Regions from separate parts of the Homo sapiens genome. Here regions 1, 3 and 4 are each linked to region 2. A link is an interaction called in ENCODE POLR2A ChIA-PET data of the cell type or tissue named here. Cell type or tissue: A673. All regions are shown on one strand. Region 1 overlaps EPB41L2 (erythrocyte membrane protein band 4.1 like 2). Region 2 overlaps LOC105378005 (a long non-coding RNA gene). Region 3 overlaps AKAP7 (A-kinase anchoring protein 7). Region 4 overlaps LOC102723445 (a long non-coding RNA gene).

Region 1 (8,000 bases), 480 kb before region 2:
ATGGCTTTAAACAAGTCATTCTCTGCACTGTTTTATGTAGCTGTAAAATTAAAAAACATTCAAACTTTAAATGAGATGGTATACTTGTAAAAAATGAGATGGTATGAAAGTACTTTTTAAAATTAAGGGCATACAGCATCTAGTGGTTAAAAATGATGCTGCCAGAGACTACTTACTGACAGAAAAATCTTATAATAGTAAGTTAAAAAAAAAAAACTAACAAAAATGATGCTCATAGTATGACCCCATTTTTAGAAGGCATGTGAATTCAACTGCCCAGGGGTCTAAAAAAAAAAAAAGAAAAGAAAAAAGGTATTAAGAATGCTTATTTCTGCATAAAAAGATTTAAGTGATCTTTATTTCCTTCTGTTTGCCTCTATTTTCTATGATGAACATGTATTAGTTTTGTAATAAAGAAAAATATTTAAATAAAGGAAGCCACTGAGGAGAAAAAGAGTGCTTTGTAAATATGAAGTATGATTAATAACACAAATGCAAGAATTATTAATCAGAGGCCTAGGGAGGAAAGACATCATTGTGTGGGGAGCTTTCCTAGAGATTTCTCAAATCATATAATCTGGGCTTCTAAACAACATCTACAGATTGGCAGGGTCTTTTAAAAGCAGGCTACCATAAGGAAATGTTGACTCTGGACATATTTTTTAAAACCAAATTCATATTTCACCTTGCTTGTCATTCTCCTCGACTCTCCCCACTACATAATCATCTAAACTAGAACCATGATGTAAGTGATATTGTTACTGGCAACCAACTATAGCGATGTGCGCTTACACATTTCACTTTTTGACTTATTTCTTTATGAACAGGATTTGTCTATTCATAACTCATACCCTGTGACTCTCGTTAGTATACCGAACGTTTATGCTTGCAAAAAAAATGTATGTTACTACTGCCTAATTTATCGTGTAAAGTGGCCTATGAACTTCTGTTGTGTTTTATGTTTCTCAAATCCCCCCTTAAAAACGTAAATAAATGTCTTTTAAATAACTTTTAAAATTATTTTTTCGAGCATTATATTTTTGAGATTTTGATCTTTTGGGATTACGGTGTTCAGGATTATGACTGGCTTCCCATGTCCCCATTGTCCCACTCTTTTACCATCTTTCAAATTAGACTGAAGGTGCTTTATCACCCAGAGCCTGGGCCCACCTACGTTATCTTTCACAAAGTACAAAACACACCTACAGGGAAAAGACCAACTCTAGGGCTCCTTCATCAAACATAAGCTTTTTGGAAAGTGGTCCCATGCTACTTTTGCCCTTTTATGGTTGCTAAGGTCTTCTCTCCTCTCCCAAGACAGAGGTGGGAGAGGGAACTGGGACAGACACAGCACTTGGCCTAGCAGAAGCTGCAATGCAAAATAAACCAGGATAAGCGGTGAAAAAAAAAAGGCTGACAAGGTGTGTCATAGTAAGTACCTATGAAAGGGCATTAATTAAAAAGACTGGGAAAACAAGTGGTAGAGACAGAATACATGGTCCCTCCCACAACCAAACACCCCATAATTAGTCACCAAGGAAATATTCCAGAGACCCTCAATTGAAAGCAAATATCCTTTTCCCAAAAATAAGCTGTGCTATCCTGAAACTGGAGCCCTCTCAAAACCTCAGTCAACAGACTACTATGATGCTACTCCCCGTTACATTTACAGTACCTTGGCATGATGTAGGTCAACACCATACATGGAAAGCCTCTTTGCATTTTCTAAGAACTGGGAATCAGCTTGTGCTGGCGATAAGCCCCTGAGAATCAAAAGAAACAGTATTATCTTATTAATGGATGCAGAGCAAATGTAGTCAGAATGGGAGGAGTGTCTGTGCTCAGAGGGTTTGGAGGAGAGAAAGTTACCCAGCCAAGTTTGCAGAAAAGTAGGAAATGGTAAGAAAACAACTCTCAACCTCTAACATTTTTCCCTTAAGATCCTATAATGTAAACCTGCTAAACTGCATGGAGGTATACCTCCACTCTTACCCATTTTATCTTAAAAAGTTGCTTTTGATTATTTTCACTGAGGAAAAAAGCCCCAGCAATAGTGTACAACATAAGTACTGGAGAATAAAAAACAGTGATCTCATCTTTCTGTGATAAACACATTCTTACTCCTTCATTTTATTTCACTAGAGTTGATCATAATAAAGATTGAAATTACTTGTATTTGATTTTATACCTATGATAGGTAACACAAATCAATTGTCCATACTAAAATTATTTCCATTCCTATCTATATACCCAACTAAGTAAACTTTAAGCTCCTAAAGAGCAAGATCATGTCCCATTAATTTTCACATTCCCCATGGCATGTCAGTACCTGATATTTCACATCAGAATTATACAACAAATGTCTATTGAGTAGAATTTAAGTAAATTAATAAGAAAACATTTAGAGTCAAATACCATATTTTTTTTAAAGAAAAATCAATGAATGTGGCCTGTTTAAAAACCTAATTTTTGAAAGTTCCTTTCAGATCACTTTAGTAATATTTAATAAAACTGTAATTTTGCAATATAGAACAAATTATCATTTTGTAGCTAGCGTTATAAAAATTTGTGTAAAAAGTCCATTTTCTTTTCACACACATATAAATGTTCTAGAAGCGTAATATGGTATTAATGTAATGTTAAGTAATCTTAGCTAAACCAACGGGTCATCTTCCAACGGAATCACCTGTACATTTCAGTTACTATTCCTACGTCCATCACCACCTACACTGGTAATTCAAATCCCAATGCCTCCTTATCTCCCTAGCTTTCTTACCACATATAGTAATAAGGACAATTATAAGGCAGAAGAAATATAAAGTAAATGTCAAATAAGTATGTGGACATGTTTGTCTCCAATGTGTATGTGTTAGGGGGATAGGGAGAAGAAGGTGTCATGGGGAAAAGTACATTTTTCCAATACATGAAAACATACAGTCTTACAAGTATAGTTTCTCAGACGGTAGTTATAAAAATAATGAAAGGATACCTCAAGGGCTCCACGTTGCCTTGATTAGTGCTAGGTGAAACTCCAAAAGGAAAAATTGGATAATCCTGTAAATCATGCTCAAATGTCTAGTAAGTGCTACAAGAGAAGCTATTTAAATCTCCCATGGCCATTCTCTCCAGTAAGCAAGGCAACAGACCTGTGGGTTTTGTGCAGCTCTGCCACCTTCTCTTCCAGCTCCTTAGTCTGAGTAGGGGCAAACTGGAATTCACTGAGGTCGATGCTGCCATGTTCTTCTGGGTCATAGTCACCAAGTTCAGCCTGCAGGGTGTAGGATCCCAGGAGAGCATGAGTCACAAAAGAGCAGGGCAGGCGGCCAGAGGCAATGTCCTGCCGGAGCTGAAGGCACAAGAAGTATCTGTGAGGAGCAGAGGGAGAAATGGGTCAGGGGAGAACCATTAGGTGAGATTGGAGCACTCACAGTCCTTAAAAGCTAGTACCCCTTTGAAAACAAATATACAATATAGGCACTCTTCATATAAACAGCAAAAATCATCTTCTCTAATAAAAAGCCTCAACTTGCTCCTTGGGCTTCTAAACTTGTGGCTTATTTATAGAAACTGAGTCCAGAAGGCTAATTTATATGTGTGTGTGTATATATATAAGAGTTTTATAACTGAAGTAAAAATTTCAATCACTTAAACTGTCTCCTTGGATTTCAAACTGTAATAAAAATTAGCACGCCCCTCAAAAGATGTAAGGATTAATAGATTAAAAAAAAAAACTAGTCTTAATCATTTGTAAGAAAAGCTAAGGTCACCCACCCTTTATCATCTTGACATTTCTTCTTTTCCAGAAACACCTTTAACAACAGTTATTGGTAAATCTCTACTTTGAAGCCCTTACTTTTCCATTTACCCCATTTAAAGCAGTAGCTAGCTCAGTTTAGCAGAAAAGGCCTGGGCTTTGAAGCCAGGAAGACCTGACTCTATATGACCTTGAGCAAGTTAATTTACTTGCCTAAGGGTAATTTCCCACCTATAAGACGCTAAGAACTCTACCTCCCTTTGAAGATGAGCATGAACATTAGATAATATAAATAAAATATCTGGTACATGCTTAAGAATCAATAACTAGTAGCTATAATAATTAGTGGCTATAATGTTTCTCATTCAATGTTCCATGTGGCTCACTACGGTTATAAAAGAATTTCCGTTTTCCATGAAATAAAATGCAGAAACATGTCATATATACCCTGTGGGTTTCCCCCACCTTTTAAGCCCCACTATCAATTCCTCTTGGTAACATTTTAAAATGTGATTTCTACTCTTTAACTTCACCACTTGCTATGGTCACCATGGATCCTCCCAAATCAACAGCAGAGTCCTCATTCTTTAAGACCTTTTAGAGACTGGCATTCATACTGGCAGCTGGCCATCTTAGTCCTGTGGACACTTGCCTGGCCTGGGTTTTAGGGCCCAATCCTCTTCCTGCTCTCTACCCTACACAATCAAATGGGGAGTGCTGGCCTCTGGTCCAGGCCTTGTTGTTACTGGGTCAGAGAGCACAACCCAGCACATGGGGCCAGGTCAGTTCAGAACCTGGATTACCACCCAAATACATCATCAGGCAGGGCGGGGACTCTGTTTATCATCACTATAGTCCCACAGTTACTGGAGGGCTTGCCACATGACAAGTGCTCGGTAATTGAGAGACTGAAAGTCTTCTCGCTATCACTACAGTATTTTGAGTATTTTATGCCTTGCAGATCTCCTTTTAAGGAGGATTATATGTTTCCTTGACCCGTAGAAAAACATAAGCATTAACAGTACATACTTCAGACAACTGAATTTTCAACCATGGGTCCAGGTTATCCTCAAATTCTCTAATAAACAACAGTGATGTTTCTCCACATTTTATGGAAGTTTTAGAACCTAAACACAAAGATTTCATCTTGTTGCTTCCTTTTATATTATTGTCTCTGCTTTTCACATTGGTCCTTTCCTCTGTTTTCAAAGCCTAAGTCTAAATCCTAAAAACTTCAAACAAAAAATGGCATGAGCTTCCTGAATTACCCAACTGTACCTTCACACAGCACTATGAAGCATTCTTCAAACATTATTCGAAATAGTGTTCTTGCCCTTCTCAGAAGCCTACCCCAGCTTCTAAATGTTCACTCAAGTCATGGTGAAGATTTCGATCATGACATTTAAGCTTCCAGGCCACAAGTACAGGCAGGTGGCTGGTCTCAGGCTGCACCACTGAGAACTTTAGTTAGCTGAGCAGACTATATTGTTCCTCCCACTAGACAGGGAGACTGTTCAAGTTCCATTTATATGGAAAACCAAAGTACTGATGCTACAAACTTGCAATCACCAAAGGATTATCATTCTCCAAACAAATTACTGCCAGGAGGAGTGTATGTACAGAGTGTTGGGTCACAAAGCCCCAGTTACATGCATTGTTCAGAGGCACCCCTGCAGTGAAGCTCTGCATCCTACACATGCCATTCGGTCAGGTTTTATGCTCTAAGTAGCTCACTGTGCAGTTACAAAAGCTACTATTTATTATTTACTAGGTGAAGCTAATTCATTCAGAGCTTAATTAGTGCATTCATATTCAGCAACAAGTAGTTTAAAAAAAAAAAAAAGGCCGGCCTGCTATGTACCCAATATTGGAAAGAAATTTCCATCCTTGCTATTTCACATGGATATTATGAACTCTTAACCACTTCCACAACTTGATGTCTGACAACAAAACTGGCCCAGCAGAAAGCATCAAAGATACAGGAACTAAAGACAAGCAGACTCTTTTGCTAAGCCCCTCTAGTTTTCTAAAAGTCATGCACTGCACACAGTTGTACTTGACCATGTAAGTAACCTTTTAAAAATATGGTATATAAAAATCATCCTTTAAAAAAAAAAATCAACCCTTTATACTTCCTCTCACCAAAGCTAAGAAATGCTATCCCTGGTACCCAGTGTAATCAGGCTAAGATTTCAAGCTACTTGTTGATTGATTCACAATGTTTCTGGTACCCAGTCTAACTGGGCTAAGATTTCAAGGTACTTGTTGATTCACAATGTTTCTTGGTTGCCATTCAGGTACTCAGAATCAATAAATATTCTCTTGCTCCTAAACAGAATCCTTTCTTTGCAATTCAAGTGTATGTTCTTATAGCTCACACAATCTCCAAGGAGATGGAAATGAACTAGCTATTGACTCTACATAAGAAATCCTACCTTGTTTGGTTCTGGAGGGAGAAGAGAGAAAGAAATTACCAGTTCAATTGGACTTTTAAAATAATTTCATTTTGCTAACCTCATATCATCTTTGTAATATGAGACTAGTATATAAGCACACATGAGTTATATACAATAAAAATGACCTTGGTATTAAAATCTCAAATATTAAATATTAGTGACTTTTAAAAGTATAACATAGAAAACAAAGTTGTCAGCAGTATCATTTTTAAAATTTTCATTACTAGAATATAAATGAAGATATTAAAGAAAGTGAATAAAATTTTTGAAACTGGCAACATTTCAAACTATTTGGATGTACCCATTTTCAAGGAAACTTCTAAAACTTAAGAAAAACTGTTTTGGTTTTCAATCCTGAAATTACCACTATGCTCCCAGGGCACAAAAATAAACGAGAGCTGTAAGGAAAGGTTCATTTAAAAATGCAAATATAAAGTACCTGGTGATATCTTCAGTCAATTGAGAAGGATCAGGAGGATAAAACTTCACATTAAAAGTGAATAGCCATGGAAGGTCTGTAATTATTAAATATCACAGTTATGCACCCAATTAACAGAAGAATGACTATTGTGATAAAATTTAAAGGTCAAGGATCAAACAGTACAGACTAATCCAACTATAAATCAGCATGCAGAATTTTTTTATTTAAATAAAATTAAAATTGTTTATAAAATAAAAATGAAATAAAAAATAAAATAGAAATCAATTACATAAATAAGCCACCATTAAAGAGTAATAGGTTCTCTTTCTTATAAACATTTACTGATACCTCAACATGTGTTTTATATGGTGATCTATTATACAAAAATTTTAATATAACCTCCATGTAATAGTTCTGAGATAAGATTCAATTTAACCACAGGATCTCCTGTTGCCAAATATTCTCCACCCTTTTTTTTTTTTTTAAAATTCAGGATTTTCTACATTGTTGTGGGGAAGGAGAGTAATGATCAAGAGATAATAGCTATTCAAAAAATTATTAATGGGCTATTTGAAGAAGGTGTTAAAAGAGATCCCAAGAAGGGAAAGCATGGTATAATTTCATGATACTTTAGGACAATACAATTATTTCCCAGGTTTTAGTAGAGTAGGTGTAAGTATATTCGTATATAACATACACTTGGCTGTATTGTGCCATAAAGAATGAATAAGTCAAGCAACCATATCATAAATGGCTTGTTAAAAGTTAAAACACTGCTATTTATACGTAAAATTTAACTGCTATTTTGATAGATCATGTGTAGGATAACTTTAAAAAAGTAAAACTATGGGGGAAAGGGCAGGTATTATTTTCCTAATGGAATCCAAATAATTCCACTAGCCTGAATTTAGAGTTTGACTTCAAGTTCATAATATTTTTAAATTAAAAAAATGTGTGTGTGTATATATGTTATTCCTTTTTTTTTTTTCTGAGACAGAGTCTCACTCTGTCGCCCAGGTTGCAGTGCCGTGGCATGATCATGGCTCACTGCAACCTCAACGTCCCAGGCCTAAGTGATCCTCCCATCCTAGCCTCCCAAGTAGCTGGGACCACAGGCATGCGCTACGATGTCCGGCTAACTTATTTTTTACTCTTTCAGAGACGGGGTCTCCCTATGTTGCCAGGCTTGTCTCGAATCCCTGGGCTTAAGCAATCTCCCGGCCTCAGCCTCTCAAAGTGTTGGGATTACAGGCATGAACCACCACGCCCAGCCAAGTTATTCCATTCTATACATATTTAAAGACCTTATGAGATGTTTAATTTATGAACCTGAAGAAAAATTCCTTGAATCCCATTCTCTTGTTCAGTG
Region 2 (8,000 bases):
AAGACAAATACTATACGATTCCACTTATATGAGAGCTCTAGAGTAGTCAAATTCCTGGAAACAGAAAGTAGAATGGTGGTGGCCAGGGAAATGGAGAGTGTTTGTTAATGGGTGGAACTTCAGTTTTGCAAGATAAAAAGGTTGTGGAGATTGGTTGTACAACAGTGAACATACTTAACACTACTGAACTGTATACTTAAAGACAGTTAAGCCAAGTGCAGTGGTATATGCCAGTAATGCCAGCTACTCAGAGAGGGGAGAATCACTTGAGGCCAAGAATTCAAAGATGTAGTGTGCTGTGATGGCACCTGTGAATAGCCACTGAACTCCAGCCTGGGCAACATAGCAAGACCCTGTCTCTTTCCAAAAATGGTTAAGATGGCAACATTTATGTTATGTGTATTTTGCCACAATTGAAAATGTTTAAAAATTAAGAAAAATAAGTAAAAGCTATGTTATCTCAGAAAGTGGATGAAATGAAGAAGAGGAGCTGGCATTCCCATGGTCCAGAGCCCCGCCTCTAACCCTCATTCTCTGCTCACCCCATGCTACCAACTGGGCAAATACGTCCAGTGGCTATTAATCTCACTGGCTAAATTGAAGCTGCTGCTAGGCTCTCTTAACCAGTGGCTTAAATAGCATAAATGCTACAGGGCTGTGTCCACGTAGCAGGGGCTGACTCATCCCTGGGAGTGTGGTAAATCTTGGTCTGCATCTTGATTTCAGACTGAATTCTCATAAGAATCTCCTACTCTGTGGTTTGCTTCCCTGGATATTTTATTTCATGTTCTAGAAGAAAATACTTCCTCAGATGACTGGCAGTGGGCACATTCTATTCCTTCAGGTGAATCCCCATCCTTTACCCTTAAAGTTATCCTCACTCAATGTACCCCAACAGGAAAAATATTTCTGAATACAGTAGTCTAACAAGAGTACATTTTGGTCATGACTAACACCATCATTCAGAAGTGACTATCAATTCTCTTCCTCATTGTTAGGTTGGGATGCCATGAGCCTGGTCCAACTTATTTTGTGTTTTTGCTTCAGTTCTTGATGGATTCTTTCCTATTCCTTACCTCTTAAAAAAATCTGAAAAAAATCTACCTATCAGTCGATATCTATCAGGTGATATGATGAGCTGATTTGTACACCCACCCAAATTCATGTCTTGAAGACCTAATGCTTAGTACCTCAAATATGACTGTATTTGGAGATAGAGTCTTTAAAGATGTAATTAATTGAAAATTAGTTTACTAGGTGGGCCCTAATTCAATAAGACTGATGTCCTCATAAGAAGAGGAAATTAGCACATAGTCACAGAGGGAAGACCTATGAAGAGACCGGGAAAAGATGACCATCTACAGGCCAAGGGGAGAGGCCTCAGAAGAAACCAACCCTGCCAACACCTTGGTCTCGGACTTCCAGCCTCCAGAATTGTGAGAAAATAAATTTCTGTTGCTTAAACCCCCCAGTATGTGGCCCGTTGTTATGGCCACCCGAGCAAACAAATTCAGGCCAATAACTGAATCTCCCTCCTCAGGAACCATCAATAATTCCACACAAGGAAGACAAACATTTTCCTAGAGAAGTCAGTACCCACACCTGCTGAGCATTAGCTCCGGCCACACACACAAATTTACTTTACCAAAATGACGACTTCCTTTTCAGGCTACAACATCTGTTCCTCTAGTTGTTGAGCGATTTTCTTGAAATGCTTGTGCACTTACTTTACATTTGTGTAATTAAAAGTGAAGGGTGTTGGCATGTCTGTGTTGGAGCAGGAAGGAAATTCAGCAGTGCGGAGAGGGGAGGAGCCACTCCAGCTGTCGCTCCAGCTGGGGCCTTTTGGGCCTGTTGTGCCTTAGCCAGTGGCCTCTCATGCACAGAAACATGGTGCTTCTGGCACAGCCTGTTGGACCCAAAGTGTCACACTACCGACTCTGGACTCGATTCATCACTGTCCTTAATTCTCCCTTCCATGTCATACTGCCTTCCACTCTCACTCCCTAAGTCAGTGTGTGCGTGAGTGTGTGTGTGTGTGTGTGTGTGTGTAGTCTGAAATAACTCCTGAAGTTGTACTAAGGGAGAGGCTGCATTGCTAATGGCTACAAACCATACTTGCTCCAGGAGCAAAGGAAGAGAGATGAGATGACGGCATGCCTGCCTGGAAGAATAAAGCAAAGCACACAAGGTCCTCTTTCAGTTTATTATGTTTTTCCATCTAATTGTGGAAAGATTCAGTTTGCTTTGTTTCTCTCCTCATGCAGTGCGTAGGGAGAATAACCCAGGAAGATGATATGTCAGGAAGTCAGGAGACATTCCCGTTTGTGATATCGGAAGGGAGAGGGGCCCTAATTTCCCAGATGGATTTTTAGGCTGCCGAAGCTGAGCTGCAATGATGTCTACAGCACCATGGTTAGCGCCCACACAGAAACGCACATTTGTCTTCCCTCCTTGAACTTGTGAAGTGTGTGAGGGCTTTTCTGAGTGGAATGGAGCAGTGGGGCAGACTGACCTTGTTAGGATTCTCTATTGTAGGGCCATTCTGGCTGATCGGGTGATTTGAGTGTTGAAAAAGCAAGCTGTCCTAATAGTTTCTTTATAAACATGTTTAGACCCAGATAAAAGGCTGAACCCTAAACCGGGTATAAAATGGCTGATTTCCTTCGAGACCTACAGGGTGTTTGCTAGTTCCCTCAGCTGGGCTGGAAAGGCCGCATGAAGCCTGAGGGCTTATTTCTAAATACATACACACCCCATGGCTCTAGTTTATTTATAAAAATACAGACTACAGACATAAGGACACAACTCTGAGGAACCGTGAGTCCTCTTCATATGCTTAGAACTGAAAGACAAGCCTAAGTTATTTTGAGTGTAAACACTTCAGTTTTTCATAGAACGGGAGCCTTTCCATTTGACTTCATTGGTCAAAAAGCCAAACTGTTATTAAACAGTGATTGTTGATCATCTAAACCAGGAGGGAAAAGTATCTAGAATTACTAAGTGTTTATAAAATACGAATTGCCTTAAAAAAAATTGCAGATAGAAACAGAGCCCTGGAATCATCAAAGTCACTGAGATCTGATGGAACAGAGAATTACCGTGAATTCAAACGTGAATTCAAACAGGTGAGATCCCACATGCCAAGACCTCAAAGGGCAGCTTGGAGCCCCACAGAAACAATAAAAACAAACAGGTCTCTTGTTTAGTCAACTTGGGTCTGGGTCAATTTTATCTATTTATACAGATGTAACAGGAGGTCTGAAGCTCGCATTTCAAACACGGAGTCATTAACCATGAAAAGTCACCCTGCGAAGGGAGAATGTGCAGCTGGTCTGTCGATTGGCAAAAGCAGCGAACCCCGGGGATGGTGCGCAGCATGTCGTTAGTGTAGTCAGAGAGCGGCACTGTCACTAGGATACTACAAATTACTGTGGAGCTGGGGTGGCTTGTCACTCAGGGAGTTGGCAGCCCAGAGGAGCTCATCTCCGTGGGCCTCCAGTGTTAAAATGAGGAATTGGACCAGATTGGTGTTTCCTCAACTATGATCCACAAAAATAGGATTCTATGGGTAAGTTTAGAAAAGTCTGGGTTCAATAAGTTAAATAGGATTCTTTACTTTGATATTTCATAGATTCAATATTTTAAGGATATTGTGACTCCCCCCAAATGGGGATAAGATAAATGATGTTCCCCAAAGGTGCTTGAACACAGAATTATTTGGGAAATGTTGAGCCAGCAGGTCTAATATTCCAGGATTCCAGAGAGAGAATGAGGCCATGAGAGGCAGGAGTGGAGAAAGAGAGAGACCCCTGGCTCCTGCTTCCAGAACCCCCTCTGTGCCTTCCTGAGAATGGAAGAAGCTGGAAGGGGCCCCTTGGAGTCTTTATGGCAATGGCAGAGGTTATAATTTTGCAAAAAAAAAAACACAAAAAAACAAAGCAAAACAAAACAAAACTAGCACTTTCTAATTAGGATGAAACTTGTATTTAGGCACAGTATATACTGACCTGTGATGTGTTGGTTTAGGTGCTAAAAAGTTAACCCTCTCAAAATTCTTTAGCCACTAACAATGAATCTCTTAATTCCAGTCACATTCTTTGTGTCATGTTAAAATGCAAATATCCCAGGAGAGAGACCTGACATGTTATAAATATTGTATGAAGCTCTTAGACTCTTTTCTGAGGAAGGAAGGAAAGAAGGATGGGAAGAAGGAAGGAAGGAAGAAGGAAGGAAGGAAGGAAGGAAGGAAGGAAGGAAGGAAGGAAGGAAGGAAGGAAGATTGTAAAAATGGCATAAGAGGGCTCAGGTTTTCCTGAGTTGCACTAAGATTAGGTTCCCTGTAGCAGAGCCTGAGACAGGGATTCTGGTGAAGAGGGCTGTTGAAGGCATGTTCTTGGGAGAAAGGGAATTGGGAAAACAAGATCTGACAGGGGAAGAAAGCTAAGCAAGGATGAGTTCTGCCACAGCCAGGCCCCACAGGGGAGCTCTGGGCCATAGCCGCCCCACAATTTGTCTCATCCGGAGACAGAGGCCAACCTTTTGTATCTCTGTGTCAGGCAGTCATTAGTTGCCAGCTGCCCCATCCTGTGTCCCTGAGTGGGGTGCAACCTTCCAGACAAGGACGCTCCCATTCAGCTGAGGGCACTGCTCTAGGGAAGGGGGCGGTGTGAGTAGTCAGGGGCCAACACTCACAGTAACTGCAGCCAGATGGAGAGGATCTGGGTGGGGCACCGGCTGCACCCACTCCACATGTATTCAGAATTGGCTCTGTTTGACTCACAAAATTTCAAGTAACTGAAATAGCTTATGAAATTCCTCGCATTTCTTCTTCTCTTGGAGTCCTAAGTGTTGATTAAAAAAAGCCTTTTCTAGTGAGAGCTTGACATTTCCTTGGGGGAATTTTAACAATACTCTAAGCTCTTCTCTCAGTTCCGGTAATTATTAAGGATTAAAGGAATTGTGATGTTCTCTGGTCTGTCTAGATTATTTTTCTTTCTATCAGAAGGATTTTTCAAAGGGCACTTGACATGCCCATATCCTTTTGAGCAATACTAAAATTCTGTATTTAAAAAAAGGTGTAGGGGGGCTACTTATCTTTTGAGAAGAAAAAGCTAGTTTCATGGCTTTCATTTTTCTCACAAATCTGCCCACACACACACACACACAAGGAAAGAAAACCTTCTGCCTTTCAGACACTCTTTTTTTTAAAAAAACATAAAGCAATTCTAGACCTATTTTGAGGAGATTTCAAGGTAATCCTTTTTAGTTCTCAGTGTAAAATAAGAATAATGTGGCTCTCAATGTAAAAGTTTTTAAAAATAATTTGCCTAATAATCATTATTTAGCTATAAAGTCTTTCTGGAGCGTGCCTTGAAGAACTGCGAAGGGCTTTATTTATTTATTTATTTTTATTTTTTACCCTCCAAAAGAATGCTTGATTTGAAGGGCTTAGGTTCTTTTCAAAGCCTCCAGTTCTCTTTTCTATTTATCTATCAAATGATAGGGGGAATTCAGCTTAATCCATTCCCCTATTTCTGCGGGTGTTTGGTGTAGGGGAGCCCAGGGGGAGCTTCCCCTTCCCCCTCTGAAAGTTGTGAACCCAAAATATCTGAGACAGGTCTCAGTCCATTTAGAAAGCTTATTTTGCCAAGGTGAAGGACGTGACCTTAACACAGCCTCAGGAGGTCCTGATGACATGTGCCCAAGGTGGTCAGGGTACAGCTTGCTTTTATACATTTTAAGGAGACATAATACATCAATCAATACGTGTAAGATTTATATTGGTTCAATCTGGAAGGAAGAGACAACCTGAAGGGGGTGGGCAGATAGGCTTCCAGGTCATAGGTAGATTTTCCAGGTCATAGGTGATTGGCAACTGGTTGAAAGAGTTATTATCAGTAGAAAGAAATGTCTGGATGAAGATAACGGGTTGTGGGCCGAGCACGGTGGCTCACGCCTGTAATCCCAGCACTTTTGGGAGGCCAAGGCAGGCAGATCATGAGGTCAGGAGATCGAGACCATCCTGGCTAACACGGTGAAACCCCGACTCTACTAAAAATACAAAAAATTAGCCGGGCGTGGTGGCAGGCGCCTGTTGTCCCAGCTACTCGGGAGGCTGAGGAAGAATGGCGTGAACCCAGGAGGCGGAGCTTGCAATGAGCCGAGATCAGGCCACTGCACTCCAGCCTGGGCGACAGAGAGAGACTCCGTCAAAAATAAATAAATAAATAAATAAATAAATAAATAAATAAATAAATAAATAAGATAACGGGTTGTGGAGACCAAGGTTTTATCACGCAAATGAAGCCTCCAGTTAGCCGGCTTCAGAGAAAATAGATTGTAAATGTTTCTTATCAGGCTTAACGTCTGTGTTGCTATTAACGCTGGACGGGTACAATGAGGCATGTCTAAACCCCTCTTCCATTATGACCTGAACTGGATTTTCAGGTTTACTCCAGAATGCTCTTGGCTGAGAGGAGGGGTTCATTCAGATGATTGTGTGGAGGGAGGGAGCTTAGAATTTTATTTTTGCTTTACAAAGTTCACTAAAAAAGTCAACTCCCAAAAGGCAGATGAATTGGAGGAAAGGCATACAGATTTACTTAATGTGTACACAACATGCATATGGGAGAATCCCGGAGTGACTGCCCACCCTGCAAGGTGGTTCAGACGCATGTGTATCATCCTAGCAGAACAGGTGGGGAGCAGGGAGGATTTGGTTGAGGGAATCTGGGGAGAATGAATGGATCAGGGAGCAGAGATTAACTTGTATGTTATCTTGTGAATGGATCTGTTCAGGTGTGAATAGGTTAGGGGGGAGAAAGTGTATAATTCACATGGCACCAAAATAATGTTAGGGGCGGCGAATATCCAAGTTACTGGTCCTGGCAGCGAATCTGTACCTGTCTGCAGCAACCTCAATTCTTGCCTCCTCAGAAGAAAGAATTCGACTGACGGGCATACAGCAGAAAAACAGACTGAGGCAAGTTTCAGAGTAGGAGTGGAAGTTATTAAAAAGCTTTAGAGCAGTGGCCAGGCGCGGTGGTTCACATCTGTAATCCCAGCACTTTAGGAGGCCGAGGCGGGTGGATCACTTGAGGTCAGATCGAGACCAGCCTGGCCAACATGGGGAAACCTCGTCTCTACTAAAAATACAAAAATTAGCTGGGCATGGTGGCTCACTCCTGTAGTCCCAGCTACTTGGGAAGCTAAGGCACGAGAATTGCTTGAACCCGGGAGGTGGAGGTTGCAGTGAGCTGAGATGGTGCCAGTGCACTCCAGCCTGGGCGACAGAGTAAGACTATCTCAAAAAATAATAATAATAAATAAATAAATAAGAAGGAAAAAAAAAACTTAAGAACAGGAACAAAAGGAAGGAAAGTACACTTGGAAGAGACCCACATAGGTGACTGGAAGGACGAGTGTGGCATTTGACCTTTTGACTTTTGGGTTTTATATGCTGGCATACTTCTGGAGTCTTGAATCCCTTTTCCCATGATTCTTTCCTTGGAGTGGGCCGCCCCCATGCGTGGTGGCCTGCTAACACGTGGGAGGTGAACATGAGCAGTGTGTGTACTGCAGTTGTATGCATGCTCACATGTGGTGTTCTTCCCTTTTCTGGTAGAATGCCCCCAGAAGGCCATACGCTGCCATTTCGTCTCTTTATGCGCATGCTTGAGCCCAGTTGCCCAATTCCTGAGATTTTATTAGAAGCTGCCAATGACCAATTTCAAGTTTGTGTCTATTGGGAAATTGCCTCTCCCTGCACTTGCTCTGATCAATTATCATTTTAGAGAGGCAGTGTGAAATTCCTGGTTGGTCAGGAGAGCCCTCTCCCACCCCGCTTGTGCTTGACTAGCTATGTACTGTAACAGTTACAGTCTTGGTTTTACAGGGAGAGGAAGAAAAAACAAAAACAATTGTTCCTTTTGGTGGGTTGCTTTAGGCAGATAAAGGCATCCTGTGTTTTGGGAGAGAGAGTGAGGGAGGGAAGGTCA
Region 3 (8,000 bases), 98 kb before region 2:
TTAATTGATGAAAGAAGAATGGCCCAAGTTTCATTCGCCCTCAGCCACGCACAAGGGAAAGGGAACTTTGGGTTATGCCTCCTGGACGCAAATTAAAGGCCGAGAAAGAGGCCTTGCCATCAATGGAATACTGCCATTTATATTGCTTAGCAGGGCATTTGACTACTTTATCTGAGGCCAGAACTCTCACACACAGCTATCAAGTGCTAAGTTTAAAATAATCACTGTTGGAATTGTCATCTGTACAATTAGTCCATAATGTTTCATGTTTGTCCTAAGTGTGCTGTTGCTATGCAGTGTGATCTTTATTTATAGTAAATTATGTTTCATGTAAATGATATATTTTTGGTGAAATGCAACCTTTTCTATAAAATGTGGGCAACATTTTAAAGTTTTTTTAAAATCCTATTTTGATAAGTCAGTATGCCATATTTAATGAAATGTTATTATATAATTTTTTTTTCTTAGGCAAGAAACCTATTGGAATTCGAGACTTAATTAATGAAGCTTTGCATCGAGAAACGATGGGTCTGAAGTCCAAAGTGAAACAGATAAAGGAACTTTTATTAAAGCCTGAGACTCAGGCCAGAATTAGGAGGGAGCTTTTTGAAGGAAGACTTATTAACAACAGTAATTCAGCAAATGACGTTGATTTCAGCACAACTTTGACATAAGCTCTACATTGCGATTGTGACAACATAGCTTATGAAATCTTTTCAGCTTATTAAGTAGCTCTTTGGTAAACACCAAAGAAGTTTCTGATAGTGTCTGCACAACAGCAAACCAACATTTGGTGAGGAATTAGCAATTTCTTGCCAAAGAAAATTGATTCTGCCCAATTATTTTTTGAGCTACACTTGTGTTTTAGAATATCTGTTTCTGTAATATTGAGAGTTATTTTATAGAAATGATTTCTTAATTAGCTGTTGTGAGATATTTCTCGGGTCCTTGCAGAAAAAAACATACAGACTGTGAACAAATCATTCACAAACAGAATAAAACAGAGCCAACAACAGTATTTTAAGGGTCACTTGCCTCCTGTTGACACAATTGTTGCTAAATCAAAAGAAGCGTTGTCCAGGTGTGTCTACATCTAGTGTTACTTTTAATGAGAATTTGAATGTTTATTGAACAATAGTACTTGAATGAACATTTATAAATGTAATTATTGCGATCACTGGTTAAGAATGTTTTATATATCCTTATAATATTTTTCACTGATCAAAATGTTGTTCTGCTTTTTCATTTCTTAAGGAATACATGTTTGGGATTTTTATTTTTTACGTGTCCGAAGATAAGCTCCAGGTCTTATCGTATCCCTTGCCATCTGAACTTGTTTGCACTGCTTCTGTTTGAAAGAGCATCTTGAAAAACTTCCCCGGTATGATGATTGTTGGTAACAACTTTTTCTATAGTCATTGATGGAGTAGATCATGATGGAGGGGAAATCACTGGAGATCAAATATGTAAAATCATTTCAAATATAAAATCCAGTTTACTCATGGATTTTAGCTATTTTTTCACTGGGTAAATTATACTACATTTATTTACAAATGAGTTTATGCATTTTCATGGCTCTTAATAAACATATTGTTTTCCCTTGTTGCTTTTCCTCATTTCTTTTTTTCACTCTTGAGAGTAGTTGGATCTATGTTGGCGTAACGAAGTCATAAATCGGAGCTCCAATAGTTTAGTTTCAGTGTTGCTTCACCTTTATGATCCCGTCCTTCATGCTAAGAGAGCACAGTTGTCAAAGCACCTTCAACTTTACCCTTTAAAATCATATCAAATCAGTCAGCTTCACAGAGAATTAACAACAGAACCTTAAATTCAAAGAAAATCTAAATAGCGTCTTATAAACAGCTAAGAATGTGTCACTGATGTGACATCCTAGCAAAGATGAAAAGTGGAGGTCCATCCAGGTGCAGAATCCTGGGAGCTGTTTGCCATGAAACCCTTTTCAGTGGTAGAGGGCTTGACTGTTTGTTTGTAAATGGCTTCTTTAAGTAAATCCTTAAGGTAGAAAGCAAAGATAGTTTTGGCCTTGCCTTGTTTTTCAAACAAGGAAACAGACTCCAAAAGGTGGCATGCCTTATCCAGGGCCCCACTGCTATCAGGGAACTGGACTTGAACTGTCACCTGGGGCTCTATGTCAATGCCCCGGTGTTATCCTTACCACCCCATAATCTAAGTGAACAGTATTTCTGGAGAGAAGGCACTTCTCAGCGTGTATATACAGATATCCTCTGGGAGCGATTCCCAGTCCATCTAGATAATTTGAAAGGCTAAAATAGTATATACTTTTTGCAATCTGGGGTTACATGTCTTACTGTTATTTTAGTTTAAAATCATGATTTTTGTTAAATACTAAGTCCCAGGTTGTGTGCCAGGTGATTTAGGCGTATGATTAAATTTCTTCCCTTCAGTGACCCTATTAGGAAGTAATTAGTACTTTTACAAATTAGGAATCAGGGGCCCTGTGTGGTTAAATAGCCCAGGGTTATAAGCTAATAAAGGTGAGGCCAAATTTAAACTATGATCTGTTCTAATTCAAAGCCAACACTTTTTCCAAAATGCAGCACTTCTCTCCACCAAGTACGATATACTTGACAAATTAAAAAGTGTAAGAAAAGGAAAGTCACTTTCTTTTGACTAAACCAGCTTCCTTGCAGCCCTGAATTTCTCTGAACTTACATGAGAGTGATCAGCTGATGTGATAGAACTGAAAATCACATCACCCAGATACTTAATATAGGGATTAAGGATTCTAATCCTTACCAATGAAAGCTCCATTTAAGAAGGTTTATGAAGAAAATGGAAGGTATAAAATAAAAAATTTTATTTTCCATTTTTAAAAGTGAATAAGACATTAATTTGCAGAACTCTATGTTTGGGATCTGAAATGTTCCAAGTGACTTTATTCCCATTAGTCACAGAATAACTGCTCTTTGGGTCACGTAGGCAGAGTGAGTTGTCCTGAGTCGGTACTGTATGTTATGTAGCCTTGTCTTGTGACAGGGAGGCTGCGTGGTTGGCAACAGAGTGCTGGCTTGGGCCTTCTAGACTGTCTTCTAGACTTGGGTCCACCACTGACACATGATCTTGACCAAACTAATTCACTTTTCTGAGCCTCACTGCCCAATCTGGAATTGGAAAGAGTTTGGCAAGGTGATTTTCAAGGATCCTAGAACAGTGCTCTTTGTGACCACACCATGATGCTACTCATGCAGACACCGCTGTTTCAGTTAGCTACTGCTATGTGAGGCCTTGAAGGGGCCACGCTGTTCCATCTGTTGGCAGGAAGAGCTTAGAGTTCTAGAAGACTTTACACTCTGTTTGACTTGTGTTGGTTGTCAGCTTCGTGTAGGGAAGCCCCAGTGGCACATATTCATATTTATCAACAAATGCCAACATTTTTGGGGATCAATCACTGGAAAAATAATATGTCCTAGATGAATTAAGAATGTCAAAAAGTAATATTTTCAACAGCAGGACAAAATTCTGTCAGCTTTGAACTTGGACCCATTTATAAAATGTTAGATGATTATTGTATTAGTCTACTTCTCAGCATAGAAGTATTTATTTTTATAGGGCTTTGAGATATACTAGATTTATATTCAATAAATTTTAATTTTTAAGATTAATAATTTTTAATTTAGAGACAAAAAAATCTTAATTTTAAGATTAATAATTTTAAGATTCAAATTATTCATTCCAAAACTCCAAATGTGTTACCTTCCAGTCATCCCAGCAGCCAGGCACTCCCATAAGGAGGTAATTAAAGCAGTTTGACTTCATGTTCTGGACATTATTTCAGGCATGTGACCAAACAGATGTGTTTGCTTCTCTGCATTCGATCACAGATGCAGAAACCATCTATCACATCATGGAGCAAATTAGGAATTTATTTCATTATACAATCAAGATAGTGATTTATTTCATTATACAAACTGTAGATTTTATACTGTAAATTTAAACTTTTAGTATCTCCACACATAAATTGATGAATGGATAACCTTTCGTCATCCCTTATTTTCAACACTTTCAAATCTCACCTATAATAATTTTAACTTTAAACAAATTGTAGATACAACCCTAAATTCCAGTTTTCCTAGGTAGATAGACTTCATATAAAAATAAATAAACTTGGTGTACTTTAAAAAATAGTTTCTAGGTCCCTATATGAATTTGAGAGCAGCACAGATGCTAATGAGACAAGTCCCTAGATTATTTCATTCACAGTGAAAATGAATATTAAAGCAGTTCACTTAGAGTCAGTGAATTTAAAATTGTGATGTTAACTACAGCACTTCATTTCTGCATCACAGTTTTGAGGATAAAGGCTTATTTATAAGGTAATTTGAGAGCTTCTAAAGAGGAAGGTGCTATTATCATCTCCAAGGTGATATGCTCAAAACTACTTATTTGAATCCATTAAGTGTAACTGATAAAGTTAGGTGATTTGGGATGATTTTAAAATGTAAACTGCAATATTTACTCCTCTGCATATTCCATCATTTAATCATTTATTGGAAGACCATGAAATTCTATTACAGCATCAAAGAAACAATTAAAGTAAGAAATTCATTGTTTTCAGTAAATCTATGTTGCTTTCCCTGTAATGGTTCGCATTATTTCTGAAAAGTTACTATTCAGTGACACTGCCCTATATATTTACGTGTTACTTTCTTTGACTGATCTGAGAAAAGTGACACAGTCCTGCTTGCAGTCCTGCCAACTTTTGGTATATGCAGAAGCAGCTCTTGTTCTTAGGTAAACACAGTAAATTGGTACAATGCTTTATTTATTTTTAGAGACAAGGTCTTCCTCTGTCACCCAGGCTGGAGTGCAGCAGTGCAATCAGATCATAACTCACTGCAGCCTCCAACTCCTGAGCTCAAGGGATCCTCCTGTGTCAGCCTCCTGAGTTGCTGGAACTAGAGGCACACTACCATGCCCAGTGAATTTTAAAATTTTTTGTAGAGACAGGGTCTTACTGTTGCCCAAGCTGGCCTTGAACTCCTGGCCTCAAGTGATCCTCCCACCTTGGCCTCCCAAAGTGTTGAGATTACAGGCATGAGCCACCATACCTGGCCTGGTACAATGCTTTAAATTATTCCTGATACTTCCTGCCCAAAACCACTTGGGCACAATATTGCCATGATAATATCTTCAAACGAAAGACATTGTCTTCACTGATTTTTTTTAGTCACATATGTTATCTTATCCATAATTTCAAAAAATCTTATTTTGAAACCACTAATGTGGGATATATGAAGTTGTAGGAGGTAAGAGGACAAAGAAATTAATCTTACAGCTGGACAGGAATTACAGTGCTGAGGAAAGAAACGAAAATGATACTTATGCACGAATCCAAAGAATATCTGATATGCTAATTGAAGTAGAGAAAATAGAATGAATATGCAACAGTGGGGAGATACTAAGCATATCTTTTCAAGATTCTGGAAGACAAATTTAGAAGCTGTTTTTCCCAGGTCCATGCTCAAGAAGTGTCTTTAGGGAGAGGTAACAAGGGCCTTTGATGATTTGGTGGGCATTTGTCACACTTGGTGACTGCCCAGTATCTTTTGAACTCCTCTTCTGTCTTCGTGTAGCTTTCTACCTTGTGAACCTTGCTTCCCTGGGACAGAGGCCCCAAGGTGGAGGCCAAGAACTCACCCTCAGCCTTCCATGTCACTGGGGTTCAGATATGTGACCTGGGCTCCACCAAGCAACAGGGAAACCCTGCATGGAATCAGTTCATCCTGGCAGGGATGGTGGAGAGATAGCCAGCTCTCAGAAGCAGTAGTGGCAAAGGCCCTACCTGGCTGGGGTGTCCCACATCCCACATATCCCTATTCTGTGTAAGAATTACAAGCTGGTAAAAAAGTAGCACCAGCTGGATTCTCCCAGATCAGCTGGCAGTGTAATAAGGCATTGTTCCTACTGCTTAGCCACCCAGCCTAATTTTCTGGACCTTCTAAGGATTCTGTGAGCTACTGAATATCCTTTAATTAGTTCCCTTTCCATTTAAACTAGCCGAAGTTGGTTCTGTTATTTGCAGCTAAAAATCTTGACTAATAAAGGCTCTACTCGCTAAATCAGTATTTCAACACAAGGCACAACTGGCATTTTGGATTGGAGATTTCTTCGTAGTGTGGGATGGTTCTGTGCATAGTAAGTTACCAATCCAGATCCCCAGACACTAAATGCCAGTAGCAGATTCTTGTTATTGTGACAACAAAAATGTGCCCCACACATTTCCCAATCCACTTCAGACAGGGGTCACACAACCCCCAGTTGAGGAGTACACTATTAAATAGTGCTTTCCCAGCAGTGTTAAAGAGTTAGTGCTCCTTCCCACCTCCACTATTATCAAGAAGTAATTTAGTCTCGAAGAGCACATGCTCACTGGGGTTCTGTACACACATTATCAGGAACTGGGATAGAAAACAGGAAAATGAAACCACCGGCATAGTTTATGTGACATGGATCAAAATACCTAGTTACTGCACTTGGAAAATGGCTGAAAGGATCAGTTGTGATGACAGTTATGATGCCATTGTTGCAGGAATTTTCTTGGTTTATGTGATTCTTTGGGTAGACTTAGATAGTGAAATAGAGAAGATAGCCTCCAAATTTTAAAACAATATGACATGATTAACATATTATTACTTAATATAATAACAGGGCTATTTCTTATTCATTTCATTAAAAAAGGAAGTTAAAGTATTTTACATTATATGCTTAAGAGGAAAAGTCTATAATAAATGTACAGTAGTCCCCCCTTATTCATGGGGGTTATGTTCCAAGATCCCCAGTGGCTGCCTGAAACCGTGGATAGTACCAAACCCTATATATACTATGTTTTCTTCTATACACAGGTAAGTTTATTCTATACTTCTAATATATACCTATGATAAAGTTTAATTTATACATTAAGTACAGTAAGATTAACAATAATAATAAAATAGAACAATTATAATACTATACTATAATACAAGTTATGTGAATGTGGTCTCTGTCTTAGAATATATTGTACTGTGCTCACTTATTTTCAGAACTTAGTTTGTAACTGTGTCCCAAAGAGTTAGAGAAACCAATGACTAACAGACTGGGTGTGGTGGCTCACGCCTGTAATCCCAAAACTTTGGGAGGCTGAGGTGGCTCACGCCTGTAATCCCAACACTTTGGGAGGCTGAGGCAGGTGGATCACCTGAGGTCAGGAGTTCGAGACTAGGCTGGCCAACATGGTGAAACCCTGTCTCTACTAAAAATACAAAAATTAGCCGACCATGGTGGCGCTAACCTGTAATCCCAGCTACTCGGGAGGCTGAGGCAGGAGAATCACTGGAACCCAGGAGGCGGAGGGTGTAGTAAGCTGAGATCGCACCACTGCACTCCATCCTGGGCGAAAGAGCAAGACTCCATCTCAAAAAAAAGAAAAAGAAAAAAAAAAAAAAGAAACCAACAAGCAATGTCTATCAGAAATTCTTGAGTTTTCATGATGGCAGATAAGAAACAACCTGCTGAAACACTGAAATTTGCTCTTCTTATGAGATAAAAGAACTGGCTGAAATCTGTTTGAACTCAGATAGCAGACTGGCATTTGTGCAGAATGAACCTGCTGAAGTCATAGCCTGAATTCCCACTGCATGTTTCATACTAACTCCCCCTGAATTTGCACACGGGACCCATGAAGTGGCATGAAGAGATAACTGAGCATGCCCACGGACTTTCCAGACCTCCCCTTTCCTTCCACCAACCACCTGCTAATCCCAGTATCCACCCCTTAAACTTTTTCTAATAAAATTACTGCCTTAAGGCCAGCACAGGGGGACAGATTTCAGCTTGACTCCTGTCTCTTTGAGACGATTTTCAATATAAAGCTTTTCTTTTCTCAAAAAATCTGGTGTCAGTTTTGACTTCCAGCACATCAGGCAGGGAGCCCCATTTGCTCGATAACAGGTTGACACCAAGTAACTGAAACCGAAGGTAAG
Region 4 (8,000 bases), 260 kb before region 2:
GATGGTCTCGATCTCTGGACCTCATGATCCACCCACCTTGGCCTCCCAAAGTGCTGGGATTATAGGCATGAGCCACCGTGCCCAGCCAGCTTTTTTGTTTTAAAAGTTAAATCCATTCTAATTACCCAAGCAATGCATGAATTCATTATCCTTTTGAGAAACTAGGTTGTTATAAAGATACTGTCATTCAGCTACCAACCACTCCCCATTCCTGTCCCTTCCCCTCTTAATGGCTGTTATGTTTGTTATACTTCCATTTAGACTTTAATATTTTTACATACATATATGAACTCATTGGAAATAGTGTGTTTAATGCAAATGGTATATTGAATTGTTTAGCAATTTGTTTGCTTTGCTTAATGATGTTTTTGAGATCTGTGCATGTTAGTTAATGTAGATCAGTCCATCCTCTGTAATTGCTGTATAGATTGTCATCATATGACTACCATATTTTACCTACGCAAAAAAAAAACCAACAAAAATAAACAAACAAAAAACCCCCAAAACCCCATAAAATGGAACATTCCTCTTAATTTGATAAATTTACTTTTGGTATATGGATCAAGAAAATGATACAAATGAAAGAGAAAAAAATCCAAGGATATTTGTAAGTGGATTCTACTGGAAATGCTCAAGATTTGGGGACTGGTTAAACAAATGATTGCATATTAACACAATAAGGCATTATAATATAATACAAATTATTATATATATAAAATACCTATTTGAGAGAGATATTTGAAAGATATTAATTAAAAGTGGCATAGTATTATATATGGTTTATATATATATAAATTATGTCTATAAAATTTACTGTTACTCTGAAGTGATAAAAGAATGAAAAAAATCAGAGGACCTTGGGTAATTAATATTTTCTTTCTTTTTTTTTTTTTTGAAATAGAGTCTTACTCTGTCACTTGGGCTGGAGTGCCGTGGCTCAACCATAGTTCACTGCAGCCTCCACCTCCCTGGGCTCAGGAGATTCTCCCACCTCGGCCTCCTAAGTAGCTGGGACTACAGGTGCACACCACCACGCCTGGCTAATTTTTGCACTTTTTGTAGAGATGGGATTTGTCATGTTGCCCAGGCTGGTCTTGAACCCCTGGGCTCAAGGGATCCACTTGCCTTTGCCCCTCAAAGTGCTAGGATTACAGGCATGAGCCACCATGCCTGCCTTGTAGCTAATACTTTATAGTAAAGGAATTTTTGCAGTTTGGTTGGCTATAATTATTTTGTCTTTCACTATATTACTAGATCAATCAATAGACAATGAAGATATTTGCCGTTTGAAACCACACAATATTTAGACAAAGAGCTTTTAGTTGGACCATGTATTCAAATAGATGACCATCTGTAAGGAAATATTTTACTGTGTAAGGGAAAATAGACTCAAATTTCCTCCCACTCTGATTCTATTTCTCTCTAGTACTCTTAAAGTTTTACTACTTTTTCCACTTCTTGTATCTTCTAATTCTTACAATATTCAAAGAAAACCTCATAGTGTAATTGTCAATTATACTCTAATTGGAATGCAAATAAGATTAGCATTGCCAGTTAAGGCTTGTATGATGCCTGTTTTAAATATCAATTGCACAACTAAAAAACGAGGAATACTTATGCCAAATAAGCAATGAGATGACTAAGTTGAATAAGATGTAAAATCTGCTAGCCCAGATATTAATATCCTATTACTATAATCTATGTTAATATCTTCCTGAAAAAACAATTGTAACACACATTTTAGAATGAACAATGAGAAGTTTGAACATAAACTGCATCAATAATTTCCGGCACGTTAGGAAGATAATGAAACCAACAAATAGTAATATAGAGCCCTGATGACCCAGAAAGTGAAATTTGATATCGCTCTTAATATTTTCCTTTTAGTATTCAGAAAATCTTACCAGGGAATAACAACAACAAATCATCAATGAAGAATGGTCTATTGGAATGTATAATGATGGTTTATATGATGTATATGATACCAAAAATAGTCAGCAAAACACAGTTTCAAACTAAGAAATCTTGTGAAATAAACTATCAAAGAAGAAACTAATCCCTAGCACTAATCAAATTCAGGAAGCCTAATTAGAGCTGTTAAGCCTAATCTGCCAATCTGGCATTTGCTCAAAATGTGGTCAGGAACACTAACTACTTCAGTGTATAAAAATAGAGATTATCTCAAAATCCACAATATAAGACATCATTATCTTCTGAGTAAATAATACAAGCTAGAGTATACCTCGTAATAAGTAAATGATCTCTTTTATTTTAACTGAAGAAAAAGAATCAATGTTCTGGATGTAAATGTCCTCAACAGTGTTTATTTCTTATTCTTGGCCAGAAAAGAAGAAATGCATTAAGTATGTAATAATTCAGGCAGCTGACAAAATGTAAAAAAAAAAAATTCAGATTCTAATCGCAAAGATAGTGAAGGTCTTCCGTCTGCAGCCCTCTAATTTTCTAACTTTATATACCCTCTCTCGGTGACCTCATCCACATCCATAGTTTCAATGATCACTTGTACACCTATAACTTCCAAATTGCCAAGAGTCCTTCCTCAGTGTCTTCCTCTCCTCCCAGCAAATGACTTCACTTATTTCCATCAAGCAAATTGACATCTTTAGAAAGTAGTTCCCTTAATCACGACCCATCCAAATACTTACCAGGACCCATCTTTCCTTAACTTGCTTCCATCCTGTGTGAGATCACTGCCTTCATTTGAACAGACTCTATAGCTCTCACCCCCATTATTCAGTTTTGGTTTTTTTGGTTTTTTTTTTGACAGAATCTCACTTCATCACCCAGGCTGGTGTATAGTGGTGCGATCTCAGCTCACTACAACCTCTACTTCCTGGGTTCAAGCAATTCTCCTGCCTCAGCCTCTCAAGCAGCCAGGACTACAGGTGCGTGCCACCATGCCTGGTGGAGTTTTTAGTAGAGATGGGGTTTCACCATGTTGGTTAGGCTGGTCTCGAACTCCCGACTTTGAATGATCCACCCGCCTCGGCCTCCCAAAGTGCTGGGATTATAGGCATGAGCCACCGCGCCCAGCCAGTGTTTTTCCTTTTCTGTCTCTCTTTACTGGTTCCTTTTTAGGATTTAAATAGAATTTAGCTCAATGTCACTCCCACCTCTGAAGATCTAGTTAAAGGGACTCAAATTCTGATGGCATGTGAAAGTCTAGCCCCTCCCTAAGATTTCTGCCAATTCTTAGGGGTTTATAATCACAGGACTCTTTCAGCCTCTAGGCACAGGGGGTCCTCGTGTGCTCTGTGTTTCTCAGCCATCTCCTTGGTTTCCAGAACAAAATCATTCACAACTAAGAGTGGTGAACTTAATTATTGACTTTATTGAAGGTATGTGAGATCCAGGGAAGGATCCCACTCCTCAGCACACACTGTCCGCCATCCTGCTCACTCCGCTCTCACCCCTCTCTCCATTCTTCCACTCCTCATCCTCTTTGTTCTGGGCTTCTCTGGGAATACCCAATTCACTCTGCTTCTAATGTTCTGGCATCAGCCAACTCTTTCTCTTTCTCCACATTATCAATTGCTGAGTTTCACTTACTATTGTCTTGCAAACTCTTAACTCTATCACTTTTATTTCATTTCTAGGCCAACACTGTTGTTTAGATTTCTGTCCCTTATACTTGGATTATTGTAGTATGGCAGTGAACTAACTGGGCTTGGGGCTTTGATTCTCTGTCCCCTCCAATAAATCCTGCACAGACCTGAAAGATGTGTCTTTCCAGAGTTATCCTTCATCATGTCAGTTCCAAGGTCAGAGTTCTTGAACAAATTCCAATTCTGATGTAATAAAGTCCCATTTGCCTAGCCTGGCATTTAAGACTTTCCATAATCTGGTCCCAACCAAATTTTCCAGCCTTGTCTCCCAGTCCTCCGTCACTCAAACCAGCCAAACTGGTAGACCCACTCTCTTTAGCATCTACCTGCACAGTCCTGTCTTCACAACCCTGGAATGTATTGTGCCCTTAATCCACTCATTTTCAAATCTGGTCTTAAATACTACCTCCCCTTCCAAGCCCTTCCTGGCTCTCTAACTGAGGGGTTTCCTGGGATATGGGACGTTCAGTGCTAAAACTGAACAGTCCTGGGCAAACCAGGACAGCTGGTCACTCTGCCTGTGATATATTCAGCAAAAGTCCTGAGGGAGAACAGGGAGGCAGTGCTTTCTCGTGGTTGCCTACTGTGGAAATTCAAAATTTTTGTGGCAGAATTGGCTACAGAAAACTCAAATGAGGGAAAAGGAAGGTGAATGAGAACACTTGTTCCACCTAATAATAGGCCCAGGCTGAGACCTTAATAAACTAACTGACTTCCTTTCTTCCTTCCTTCCTTCCTTCCTTCCTTCCTTCCTTCCTTCCTTCCTTCCTTCTTTAGTTCCTTCCTTCCTTTCTTCTTTCCCTCCCTCCCTCCTTCCCTCCCTCCCTCCCTCTCTCTCTTTCTTTCTTCTTTCCTTCTTTCTTTTGAATTAAGAAGAGCAAGGATGAATAAAAAGGTGCATTTCAAGTAAAGGAGTTTTTAATAAGGATCTAAGTGGGTGGGAAACGTACAGATCTTAGGAGTGAGAGGAAAATCTAGATAGGTAAACAACATTTTCCTTTTACTGTTACTTTGGAAATAACCAGAATCAGAGCTGGTCACTATTAGGAAAAATAAATGAACACCAAAAGTTGAGGCCAAACTTTCTGGAGGATTTTCATGCCAAGTTGAAATTCAAGATGAGTTATAAAAGTTTGGTACAACAACAGCCGATTAAGCAGTCAGGGAATTGTGTTAGAGATTTGTAACATGCACATGTTATATTGTTTGAGAACATTAAGATCTGTTATAGAAGAAAACTGAAATTAATGAACTAAGATGTGTTACACATAGATAACTGGTTAGTAAGTAAAGTATGTATGTATATGTTAAATGTAGATGCATGTTAAAAGGGATGGAATGATAAAGAAATGCCTAATAATCATGAGTCATTGCATATATATGAGGCCCCTGTGGCCAGATGTACTTGTCCTTGCATCCTTCCAATACAGCAAGTGGCTTAGGCAGCCTTAAATATATGGAACCCTTTGTTCAAACCTGAATTCTGGTCCTTGTAACCACACCACCAGCAGGGAAGGCTAATGAAGCAGCAGAGGGAGACAAGATGGATGAATATGGAGTTCCTCAGGATTCAGGTAGTGTGGCCCATTCATGCCACGAACATCCAATCCTAAGTATATTAATGTATGCTGCTTGTTTCCCCCTTTTCTCGCTATGTGTTTTAAGTTGATTTAATAAACTGTTGATGTGAACAGTTTAATTTGGTCTTGAAGTCTTTCATTTCCATGATCTCTGTGATAGCTTGTCTGGCAGTGGACTTGGAGGCTATGTGGCATTAGGATAATTTTCTACATGACATGATTTTAGAAAAATGTTCTGTCTGCCATGAAGGTGTCCTCTCTCCAATTGGCATTGTGTTATTAAATAAGTAGTCACTTTAATAAATAAGTTATATTTCTGGACAAATTTGAGGCTTGAGATCATTTATAATAATTTATCTTGGTAAACACATTTATGGCTTATTTTTGGTTGCTCAGATTATTTACATGTGACAATACTGTAATTGAATATGCTGGCTGTCTTTTCTTTCTTGCTTACTTTTTTCTTTTTCCTTTTATTGAAAATAGGCAGGGTACCAAGAATTACTAATTACAATATTCCTTCATTTCATGGGTAATGCTTGAGGAATGAATTAGCGATGCAAATGTTGAGTCGATATCCACAAATGTAACAAGTTTATGATGCTAGAAGTAAATGTCCACAGGTATTATTAGATTTATGAGCAGGCAAAAACAACAGCCAAAAGGCCTTCAAACCTCCAAAATCTCCATCCTTGGCTTCCATTAGAGTTGACTCTTTAAGATTAGGTTCAATCTCTAGAAAGTTCATTAAATAACTAACTCAATAAACATTTATTTAGAAACTCCTGCATACTAGACTTTGGATGGAGACTATAAAATCCCTGCCCTCATGGAGAAGCAGGGGAAAGAAGCAGCATACATTAATATACTTAGAATTAAATGCTCGTGGCGTGAATGGGCCACACTACCTGAATCCTAGGGAACTCCATATTCATGCGTCTTGTCTCCCTCTGCTGCTCCATTAGCCTTCCCTGCTCATGGTGTGGTTACAAGGACCAGAACTGAGGTTTGAACAAAGAGAAATCGGAGTAATTTAATGGCTAAGTGGCTGCCTGCATATCAGGTGTACAGAGTGTTTTCCTGCCATTATTTTTGCCAAAATAATTCACTGGGACTTAGTACATGAGCATAGTTTAGTTTGTGAGATTGACTGATGAAAAGTATGACCTGAGAAAAAGAGACAGGGCAGGTAGATTTGTGGGGAAAATAGACCTGGAAGTTCTTTTGTTTCATTTTGCTTTGTTTTTTTTTTGTTTTTTTGAGACAGAGTCTGGCTCTGTCTCCCAGGCTGGAGTGCAGTGGCGCGATCTCGGCTCACTGTAACCTCTGCCTCCTGGATGCAAGCGATTTTCCTGCCTTAGCCTCCTGAGTAGCTGGGATTACAGGCATATGCTACCATGACCGGTTAATTTTTTTGTATTTTTAGTAGAGATGTTGGCCAGGCTGGTCTCTAACTCCTGACCTCAAGTCATCTGCCCACCTTGGCCTCCCAAAGTGCTGGGATTACATGCCTAAGCCACTGCATCTGGTCCCAGACCTTGAAGTCCTTGACCATAGGTTGTATGTCATGATGGCACTTGGACATTTGATTTCTTTAGAGAAAAAGTCCCTATCTCATAAGATACAACCAAATAAGTTCAGAAGTAAAGAAGTAGAAGCCACTATAAACAATCCATAGAGGAAAGGAAACATTTAAATGAAAGGGAATGAAAGGAAAACATTTAAATCATTAGAGCAAAGAAATAAAACCACTAAGGAAAATTAATACATAAGACTACATACAAATTTTCAAATTCTGCACATTATAAACTTCTATATACGAATTAAAATACAAATAACAAACTAGGGGAAATGTTTTCAGTATATATGACAAAGTATTTAAAGTAATCGATTTTCATTCTACCAGAAAGACATGCACACATATATATTCATTGCAGCACTATTCACAATAGCAAAGACATAGAATCACCCTAAATGCCCATCAACAGTAGACTGCATAAAGAAAATATAGTACCTATACACCATGGAATACTATGCAACCATAATAAAGAATGAAATCATGTCCTTTGCAGGAATATGGATGGAGCTGGAGGCCATTATCCTTAGCAAACTAACACAGGAACAGAAAACCAAATACTGCATGTTCTCACTTGTAAGTGGGAGCTAAATAATGAGAACAAGTGGACACAAAGAAGGAAACAACAGACACTGGGGACTATTTGAGTGTGGAGGGTGGACGCAGGGAGAGGATCGGAAAAAGTAACTAGCCTCCTATCAAGGTGGCAAAATTATATGTACACCAAGCTCCCGTGACATGCGTTTACCTATATAAAAACCTGCACATGTACCCCTGAACCTAAAATAAAAGTTAAAAATATAATAAAATAATGGATTTTATAAAGTAGTAGAAAAAGGTAAACGATTTAGAAGAAAAATAAGCAGAAGCTTTTTATAAAGAGAGGTGTGCAAGTGGTTACGAAACACATGAAATAATATGCAGATTTATTAATAATAAAAGAAATAAGAGGTAAAATAACAGCCATTTGAACATTGTAAATAGAAAATGAGGGTTAGTGGGATGGATAATAAACTTTCATGAACTGCTTATAAGCATATAGATTTGCATGAAGTTTTTGGTGGATAATTTGGCAACACATTTCAAAAGGCTTGTAATAATTTAGAATCTATTACCTATCACACCTCCTTCTGGGAATTTATTTTAAATAAATAATTTAAGGCTGGGTGTGGTGGCTCACATCTGTAAATCCCAGAGCTTTGGGAGGCCAAGGCAGGC

What was found. Peaks named below come from ENCODE experiments on the same cell type or tissue, not always from the same donor. Only the 100,000 strongest peaks of a DNase experiment are listed, where the experiment ranks them.
Region 1: POLR2A ChIA-PET joins it to region 2 with 11 read pairs; 2 of 35 experiments call an interaction of 5 or more read pairs at or near these places.
Region 3: POLR2A ChIA-PET joins it to region 2 with 11 read pairs; 5 of 35 experiments call an interaction of 5 or more read pairs at or near these places.
Region 4: POLR2A ChIA-PET joins it to region 2 with 14 read pairs; 2 of 35 experiments call an interaction of 5 or more read pairs at or near these places.

Annotation. Positions count from the first base shown.
Region 1 is chr6:130,897,816-130,905,815 of GRCh38, forward strand. EPB41L2 (erythrocyte membrane protein band 4.1 like 2) reads right to left here. Exons shown (of 20, transcript NM_001431.4): 6 at 6,650-6,725; 7 at 3,147-3,365; 8 at 1,676-1,763. Among named protein-coding and RNA genes, the nearest start is that of SMLR1, 74 kb to the left of the region's middle. RefSeq lists an enhancer at 4,441-4,610 and a cis regulatory region at 4,526. In A673, no CTCF peak of the experiment used is centred here; no DNase peak of the experiment used is centred here.
Region 2 is chr6:131,379,482-131,387,481 of GRCh38, forward strand. All of the region lies in intron 3 of LOC105378005 (a long non-coding RNA gene), which reads right to left. Among named protein-coding and RNA genes, the nearest start is that of ARG1, 190 kb to the right of the region's middle. In A673, no CTCF peak of the experiment used is centred here; DNase peaks (open chromatin) are centred at 1,680, 3,410, 4,300 and 4,880; H3K4me3 peaks cover 711 bases; H3K27ac peaks cover 7,682 bases.
Region 3 is chr6:131,281,931-131,289,930 of GRCh38, forward strand. It overlaps AKAP7 (A-kinase anchoring protein 7), which reads left to right. Exons shown (of 8, transcript NM_016377.4): 8 at 1-1,602. Among named protein-coding and RNA genes, the nearest start is that of AKAP7, 150 kb to the left of the region's middle. RefSeq lists an enhancer at 1-419. In A673, no CTCF peak of the experiment used is centred here; no DNase peak of the experiment used is centred here; H3K27ac peaks cover 887 bases.
Region 4 is chr6:131,120,598-131,128,597 of GRCh38, forward strand. All of the region lies in intron 2 of LOC102723445 (a long non-coding RNA gene), which reads right to left. It also overlaps a transcript of AKAP7 not described here. Among named protein-coding and RNA genes, the nearest start is that of AKAP7, 11 kb to the right of the region's middle. In A673, no CTCF peak of the experiment used is centred here; DNase peaks (open chromatin) are centred at 1,634, 2,124, 4,254, 5,064 and 2 weaker places; H3K4me3 peaks cover 1,126 bases; H3K27ac peaks cover 6,262 bases.